2 separate regions of the Mus musculus genome follow, and region 2 is linked to region 1. A link is a contact called in ENCODE POLR2A ChIA-PET data. All regions are on one chromosome and are shown on one strand. Each heading gives the region's core, a stretch centred on a gene start or an enhancer-like site at or near the end of the contact. The rest is flanking DNA. Distances are from core to core; before and after follow the strand shown.

Region 1 (3,893 bases), core at 442-2,941:
AATGTTTTGATAAAGTTCTCATCTTTTAAAAAATATTTACTTATTTATTTATTTAGAGACAGGGTCTTACTATGTGGCTAGTCTGGAACTCTACATAGATCAGGCTGGCCTGGAACTCACAGAGATCCATCTGCCTCTTCCTCCTGAGTGCTGGGATTAAAGGTGGGTGCGGCCAGGTGCAGCAAAGTTCCCATTTTTTGAGGAAGCTGGTAGGAGAGAGAGCTAGGTTCGGTACTTTTTGTTTAGCTCAAGCCTCGCTGAGTAGTGATTTCCATCAGCTCTAAAGGGATCCCACAGAGACAATTTGTCATAGCCACCATCATATTGGCCCTTCATTTACCTATTGTCAGGCTAACTGCTTTGGCCTGAAAGCTGTAAGAAACTATCAGGCTTCCCTTATCACTGTGGTAATGTTTCAGTATGATTCCCTACTACCCAGTGTATATAGACATCAAGTGAAGTGATGACGAAAAACCAACTATAAAGGGCTCCAGGAGAGAAAGGGTGGACCCAGAGGAAAGAGGTCTCAAACGGGGACTGTCCCAGTCTAGAGATGCTGGGGTGTGCTGATCTTCACAGACACTTACAGCATATGCCAATCTACTTCTTTTTACTTTCTCCTCTCAACACCAGCTTGGGTTATTTAAAAATCCCCCCAGCCCGCCCCCGCACACACTCCCTTTCAGTAGAACGTAGAACTTACACCCTCCATTTATTTCACAGATCTTAGAAATCCCAGAGCTGATGAAAACACACCAGAGCATTTCTGTATGACTCTACCAATTCTTTAAACCCATTCCCTTGGAGTTATGAGGTGGAGAGAGAGGTGGGGTACACCCTTGCCCAGGTCAGCATGGATGCGATACTAATTAACAATCAATAGAGGCAGACTCCTATCCTAGCTACACCACTCATATCTGAGGGGTTCAGACAAGCCAGTGAGACTCTAGAGACTCGGTTTTCTCATCCGTAAAATGGGGATATAAGCCTCTATCTCGAGGGTTACCCGATAATACATGAGGAAAAGTGAAAGCTCGTTGCAGAGCTAGGTTCATAACGACTGCCCGTTCACTCACCCATCCCCAGAATTGACCAAATCTCCATTTTCCTAGCACCTCCTCTTGGACATCGTTTCTAGACTCCTCCACCACCACCTCCGGTTGCTTTCCAGGCAACCCCCACTTTCCTAAATTTTGCAGATAGTTTTACTCGGGTGCTACATCCCACTCCAAATTCTCCTACCTGACGATCCAGTACTACTGCAGCAGTATCAGCAGCATCCGCAAACCAGCTCTCCCTAGGCCAGCTCCGGTCCCAAGTCCACCTGGGCCACTTGTTCCCGCCCCCTCCCTCAGCCCAGCTCCAGGATTGGGTTGTTTTTGTCAGTCCTCGTTCTGATTGGCTACGCTGGCTCAGTTCGAGCAGGCGATAGGGAGTGAACTCCTTTGCTGCCAATCAGCAGTTGCCGCCGCCTGAGCCTCTTCCTGCTACGCCGCTCACGCGGTAAACCCTTCTGTCGAGCGTGGCGGAACTCTGAGTTTGGAGTCAGTCTTTTAGGGGTGGGGAAAACGCAGAGAGAAAAAGGAGCCAAGAAACCTTCTGGTGACAGCCTGGGTTGGCTCTGGTGTCTGAGCGCGCCGTGGTGACGCCATCCGTCAGCGCCCGCAGCCGAGCGTTGTTCGCGCCGCTGGCGGGCGCCTGCGCAGTGGCTCTTAGCGGGCGGTTGCTTGTTGGTTGTTGTAGTAACGGGGGAAGCAGCCTTCGGCGGCTGCGTTGATTCGGGCTGGGGAAGGAGGAGGGAGGTGAAGCAGAGCGTGGTCCCCGCCTGCCGGCCCCGAGCCGTGAGAAGATGAGACAGGTAAACGCCTGCGCCGGCGCGCTCCGGGGAGGTGCGCTCCAGGGTTAGGCGGGCGCCGCTGCGCTTCCCTCCGAGCTCCGGAGCAGCTGTTGGCTTCCGGGCGTGCTGGGCAGAAGCGCTGCGGCAGAGTCGCCGCGTCCTTGCCTGCGGAGCTGCCTGGGGTTGGGGTGTGCTGGGCTGGAGCTGGCGGCTGGTCCCTGTAGGGGCAAGGACTTCCTGAGCATTTATCTCGTTCTACTCTTCAGGGAGCCGAGGAAAGGTGGGCATCCCTGAAGGTTTTAACTTAAAAGACTCTCAAGCATTTTTGGGTAAGGTCGAGAAGTTCCTTTAGGAATCACCCGAAAAGAATCATTGAGGTTGTTTGGTATTACTCATTTCTGCTGAAGATGTGTAGGGTCGGGGTTAGTCACTGTTGCTGCTTGCTGCAGTTGCTTTGTTTTTGAGAGTCTTATTGTATAAGTCAATGCACAGACCAGCAAAAGCTTGGAGAATTGCCACGAATTGATTATCTTTGAGTAGTGACATTAAGGTTAAGCGTTTTCCCTAAACGTTTCTATTTTCTCTATAACGAACATGAAACTTTTTCTCTATGGAAAGTGTTTGAAGTTAGAAGCCTGGGAATTGGAGATTTCCTAATTTTATGTGTCTACTTGATATCCGGATTAAAATGTGTGATTAAAAAAAAAAGTACCAATAATTAGAGTATTTGACTTCCCCTTTCCCCGGCCATTTATGTGATCCCTGCTGAGGAGAAATATTTTCACCACCCTTTTATTAATAGTTCGGGTGATTTGGTTTTCCTAGAAACATAACAGCTTATTCTGTTTGCTTGTGGTAGAGTCTGTATAAATATTGGCAAGGGTTTTGAACCTTGGATTTTTATTTTGATCCTGGTCAGATTTGTTTAGCAAAGAATTTTCTAAACATAGGCTTATCAACTGTCCACATCAGTGCCCTAAAGCCTCTCCTTTGGTGCTTGCTCTTTTATTATATAAAACGACTCAAATTCAGTAACAGCTTTTTAGATACAGCAGAGACAGTATCTGTTTGAAAAAAATTTTGTGTCATACCCTTTTAATCCCAGCAGAGGCAGGCAGATCTCTGAGCTCTAGGCCAGCCTGGTCTACAAGTGAGTTCCAGGACAACCAGGGCTACACAAAGAAACCTTGTCTTGAAAAACAAAAACAAACAAACACAGAAAAAAAATTCTTGATTTTTGTGATATGTGAGGTGCACTGTGGCAGAAGGTAAGCTTCTAGAGACTGGAAAATACTCAGGAATATATTTCTTTTCATCTTAAAGATCATGCAAAAAATCCTGAAGTATGCAACTGCATTGTCTTTGAAGTCCTTTGACTTTCTTACAGGAGTCTGTGCCATCCAAATTGTTTGATCCAGTGAGACTGCAAGGAAGAAAGGTCTCTGAGGCCTCTGTGTGCTGACTGTATGACAGACCCCAAAGGAGATGCCAGTTGTGATGGCCCGGGACCTGGAGGAGACAGCATCGTCCTCAGAGGACGAGGACCTGGCCAACCAAGAGTGAGTGACAGTCAGCCCGCCCTTAAGGGGGGGGTTCCTTTATTCACCTCCAGGTTTCCTTCTTTGTGTTGCCTGGCCCTAGCTTCCATCTGTGTTTGGAGTCAAGATCATATTATTCACTTCCCATCCTTTTTCAGAAATTCGAAGGGTGGGCTTATGTTTCTAGGCCTCTAAGTCAATATCACCTTTAGATGTTCTAAAGTTCAGATAGGAACTCAGGTGAACTTGGTTCCCCACCCCCTTCTGCTTTGTTTTTGAGGTGGGGGTCTCTCATTTCTGTTGCCATACCTCCCACCACATCTGGCGCGCTCTCTCTCTCTCTCCCTCCCTCTCTCTCTCTCTCTGTGTGCACATTTTAAAACAGACTCGCCTGCTTGAGTTTATGTGCAGCATGGGCATGCAGGTTCCTGAGGAGGCCAGGGTACATGGAATTCCTTGGAGCTTCAGTTACAGAGTTTGTGGCAGCTTGATGGAGTGCTGGGAAATGAACCTGGCTC
Region 2 (3,707 bases), core at 202-2,701, 45 kb after region 1:
CAGGTTGCTGCTGTACAGTCCCCATGCAGGTTGCTGCTGTACAGTCCCCATGCAGGTTGATGCTGTACAGTCAGTCCCCATGCAGGTTGCTGCTGTACAGTCCCCATGCAGGTTGCTACTGTACAGTCCCCATGCAGGTTGCTACTGTACAGTCCCCATGCAGGTTGCTGCTGTACAGTCCCCATGCAGGTTGCTGCTGTACAGTCCCCATGCAGGTTGCTGCTGTACAGTCCCCATGCAGGTTGCTACTGTACAGTCCCCATGCAGGTTGCTGCTGTACAGTCCCCATGCAGGTTGCTGCTGTACAGTCCCCATGCAGGTTGCTGCTGTACAGTCCCCATGCAGGTTGCTGCTGTACAGTCCCCATGCAGGTTGCTGCTGTACAGTCCCCATGCAGGTTGCTGCTGTACAGTCCCCATGCAGGTTGATGCTGTACAGTCAGTCCCCATGCAGGTTGCTGCTGTACAGTCCCCATGCAGGTTGCTACTGTACAGTCCCCATGCAGGTTGCTACTGTACAGTCCCCATGCAGGTTGCTGCTGTACAGTCCCCATGCAGGTTGCTGCTGTACAGTCCCCATGCAGGTTGCTGCTGTACAGTCCCCATGCAGGTTGCTACTGTACAGTCCCCATGCAGGTTGCTGCTGTACAGTCTCCATGCAGGTTGCTGTTTTGCTTCTAGGAAGGAGACATTGGGTTTCCAGAGATAGGGTATTGTTCTCACCAAAATGATGGTGGTCCATTTTTTGTGTCAAAAAATAGAATCCAAAGAGACTTTGTTCTGGATTATACAACTGTTGGAGGATCCAATCTGGATGTAAGTGAGCTGAGAAAGTCCCTTTTGAGACAAAGTTAATAGCCAAATTTGCACTGAAACAAGAATTTATTTTAAAAAGATATTGAGTTGGAAACCACGTGAGTTGTCAGTGACTCAACGAAAGGTAGCCTCAGCTCATGAAAGTGTCCCAGGGGGGTTCTGAGGGCTGCACCCAGGTCAGAGAAGTGGGAAAAGACTTTGAAAAGGCCTCTTCTAGCAAAGCCCTTCCCAGCCGTATTACCCAGTGGAAAGGCAGAAAAGACCCCAGATCATTTGTAATTCCTTTCTTCCCTCCCCTAACTCTGGGCCCTTGCTCAGTAGCTTTGCTTGCTAATTAACACTGACTCCATGGGGTATTTACCTTTTCTGTGCTAGATTCCTGTGGTTTTGAAAGAATTCAGGTACTTGGTGATTGCCAAGGAATTCAGATTACCTCACAGGCTGTACACTGTCCAGAATCTGCCACCGCAGCAAGTAGGGGGAAGAGATACCAGCGACAGAGAGAAGTCCTTCCTAGCCTGTCACTCTCCCTGGCAGGCCTTTGCTGTTTGTGAAGTCTGAGTCATTTCTGGCTCTGAGGACCAAGGATCAGGCTGGTAATCCCCTCCCAGACTCTGCAGGGCGCTGCCCAGTAACTGCAGCGTTTTGGCAGTTTCCCTGCTGCAGCTGGTTGACAGCAGATCAGAGCTCTCCGGCTCAGGCCGCCTGTTGTCTTCCATCAGATTTTTCTAGGTCAGGCTAGGATGAAACTCTTGCTTCTGGCAAGAGTGCCTGAGATGAAGTCTCATTGCCCGTGACCCCTCTCCGCAGGAAGCTCTACATGCTAAAGATGACTCAGGTGCTACTACTGCAGTCTCCTTGCTTTGTGCATTTGTTCTGAATGTAGAAGATATACCTACCAAATTGAGTACTTAACTCTTCTATACCTAGGCTCTGTGATGCCGACTGACTGTAAGAGTATACACTGTCAGGTGTTCAGGCCACGTCATAGTTTGTACGTGAGAGAAGCATTAGTAAGATCTTACTGACTTTGTGCTTGCTTCCCCCTTGTGCTTCTTCTATATTGATAAAGGTCTTGAAACAAGCAGCTTAGGGGCACTGTGCAGTACTATTTATAAATTCCCACCGCAGATCCGTCTTGCTTGCCATTGAGTCATGTTCCAACATCACCGTCATCACTTTCTTACCATTTAGGGCTCTTGGTAGGGTTTTTTCCCCTTTCCCTCTGTCAGTTAAAGAATTAAAAGTCAAGAAAAACAAACAAACAAACAAACAAACAAACACCACTTCAAATATCAAGTGCAACAAGTAGCAGCAGGGAAAGATGTCAAGACAGACCACAGAGTGAGCTGGTTAAAAGAAAGGCTTTTGCTATGGGCGAGGGAGCCCAGAACAAGGCACATGCAGAGAAAGTCCCTGCAGGACAGAGACTGGGAAGCCAAAGCCTGGCCTTTCCTCAGCAGCTGGGATTTCCCAGTCTTTGAGGGGTCTTCAAAGGCGCTTCCTCCCTGAGTTTAGGGTTTTCCCATTTGAACGAAGAGAGGCTGATAGATCCACAATTTGGGGGTAAACATGTCCTGATCTGGCCTTGGACCTGTAGGACCTTGTCAAACTGCTCCACAGGCTCTAGTGGCTGGAGGGAAAGCCTGAAGACCTTTGTGTGTGGTCAGAAATATGAGGGAGGACGGAGCTGCATGTTTGCTATCTTTGTTTCCTAGTCATGGCCCCTCTTCCCCTTTGTCTGCCTAGCAAGATCTGGCTGACTCTAGTCACTCAGTTGAAAGTACATTTTAAAAAGATTTTTCTATTTTTATTTCATGCACATTAAATGTTTTACTTGTGCGTGCGTAAGTGTACTACATGCATGTATTGCTGGGAGAGGCAAGAAGAAAAAAGTCCGGGGTTCTAGGTGGTTGTGAGCTGCCACATGGGTGCTGAGAATTGAACCCAGGTTCCCTGGAAGCACAGCCATTGTTCTTTATTGCTGAGCTCTTAATCTCTTCAGCCCCAGAAAATGCGTTTAACACACCGAACATGCCAGGAATGTTAGCTTTGCAATCCGGTTACTGTTGTGTATTGGTTGTTGCCCTCCTGACAGTGTGGGCGACTGGCTACAGCGTGTTCTACTGCTCAGGGTTACAAGGCAGAACCAGTGGATATTGATAGAGTGAGAGAAGATGAACATCCAGAACTGAAAGTGTAATTCCTTCAGAGTGCAGAGTTCCTACACCATCATAAAGCAGCTGTCCAGCGTGTCTGTGATTAAACTCTTGTAAGCCGGGGCCGCCTAAGACTTCATTTTCAAAATAAGGATAATCTATATTTGTTTTCAGATTGATTTTAAAAAATGGACATATAGTTCTTTTGTTATCTGTTAGCTCTAAAATAATTTAGAGTCCAGAGTTCAGATTATCTAAGAAAGTAAGGTCCCATATTTTCTTGACATAAAGGTCAAGGCTATAAAATTCTGTTGTGTGGGCTTTCTTAAATCTTAAATTTTGGAAGTTTCATCTATCTGCTGTCTGTTTCTGTACATGTACATCACAGTGCACACATGGGAGTCAGAGAACAACCTGTGGGAATTGGTTCTCTCCTCTGTGGATCCCAGGGAGCTACCTCAGATCTTCAGGCTGGGAGACAAGTACCTTTTCCTGTCCCTGTTGAGCCATCTTGAAGGCCCAGTGTACTCCCACCCCCATCCCCAATAGCACTCACTTTTTGTTTTAATTGAAAATAGTTTTTTACACAATGTATTCTGATCATGCTTTTGCTTCTTCCTCTCCTTTCAGATCCTCCCCACCTCCCTCCTGCCCAACTGAACCCATTCTTTCTCTTTAGAAAACAAACAAGTAAAATTACAAAACAAACAGACTGGCATTAAACAACAACGAA

The links. ChIA-PET counts read pairs that join two places held with the same protein, here RNA polymerase II (POLR2A).
Region 2: POLR2A ChIA-PET joins it to region 1 with 10 read pairs in Patski. The contact joins the enhancer-like site here to the promoter of Ttll5 in region 1. POLR2A ChIA-PET finds 5 or more read pairs at or near these places in 2 of 5 experiments (Patski and embryonic stem cell).

What each region holds. Positions count from the first base shown.
Region 1 is chr12:85,823,229-85,827,121 of GRCm38, forward strand. Ttll5 (tubulin tyrosine ligase-like family, member 5) reads left to right here and starts at 1,692. Exons shown (of 34, transcript NM_001081423.3): 1 at 1,692-1,858; 2 at 3,225-3,396. The coding sequence starts at 3,323. It overlaps Erg28 (ergosterol biosynthesis 28), which reads right to left and starts at 1,665. Exons shown (of 5, transcript NM_021446.3): 1 at 1,243-1,665.
Region 2 is chr12:85,868,263-85,871,969 of GRCm38, forward strand. The region is part of intron 9 of Ttll5 (tubulin tyrosine ligase-like family, member 5); the gene reads left to right. Gm51990 (a long non-coding RNA gene) reads right to left here. Exons shown (of 2, transcript XR_003950216.1): 1 at 1,177-3,707. Among named protein-coding and RNA genes, the nearest start is that of Gm51990, 3.8 kb to the right of the region's middle. Within about 2 kb of position 1,452, at least 2 of the 3 ENCODE cell types and tissues checked have a DNase peak (open chromatin) inside an H3K27ac peak, as active enhancers do.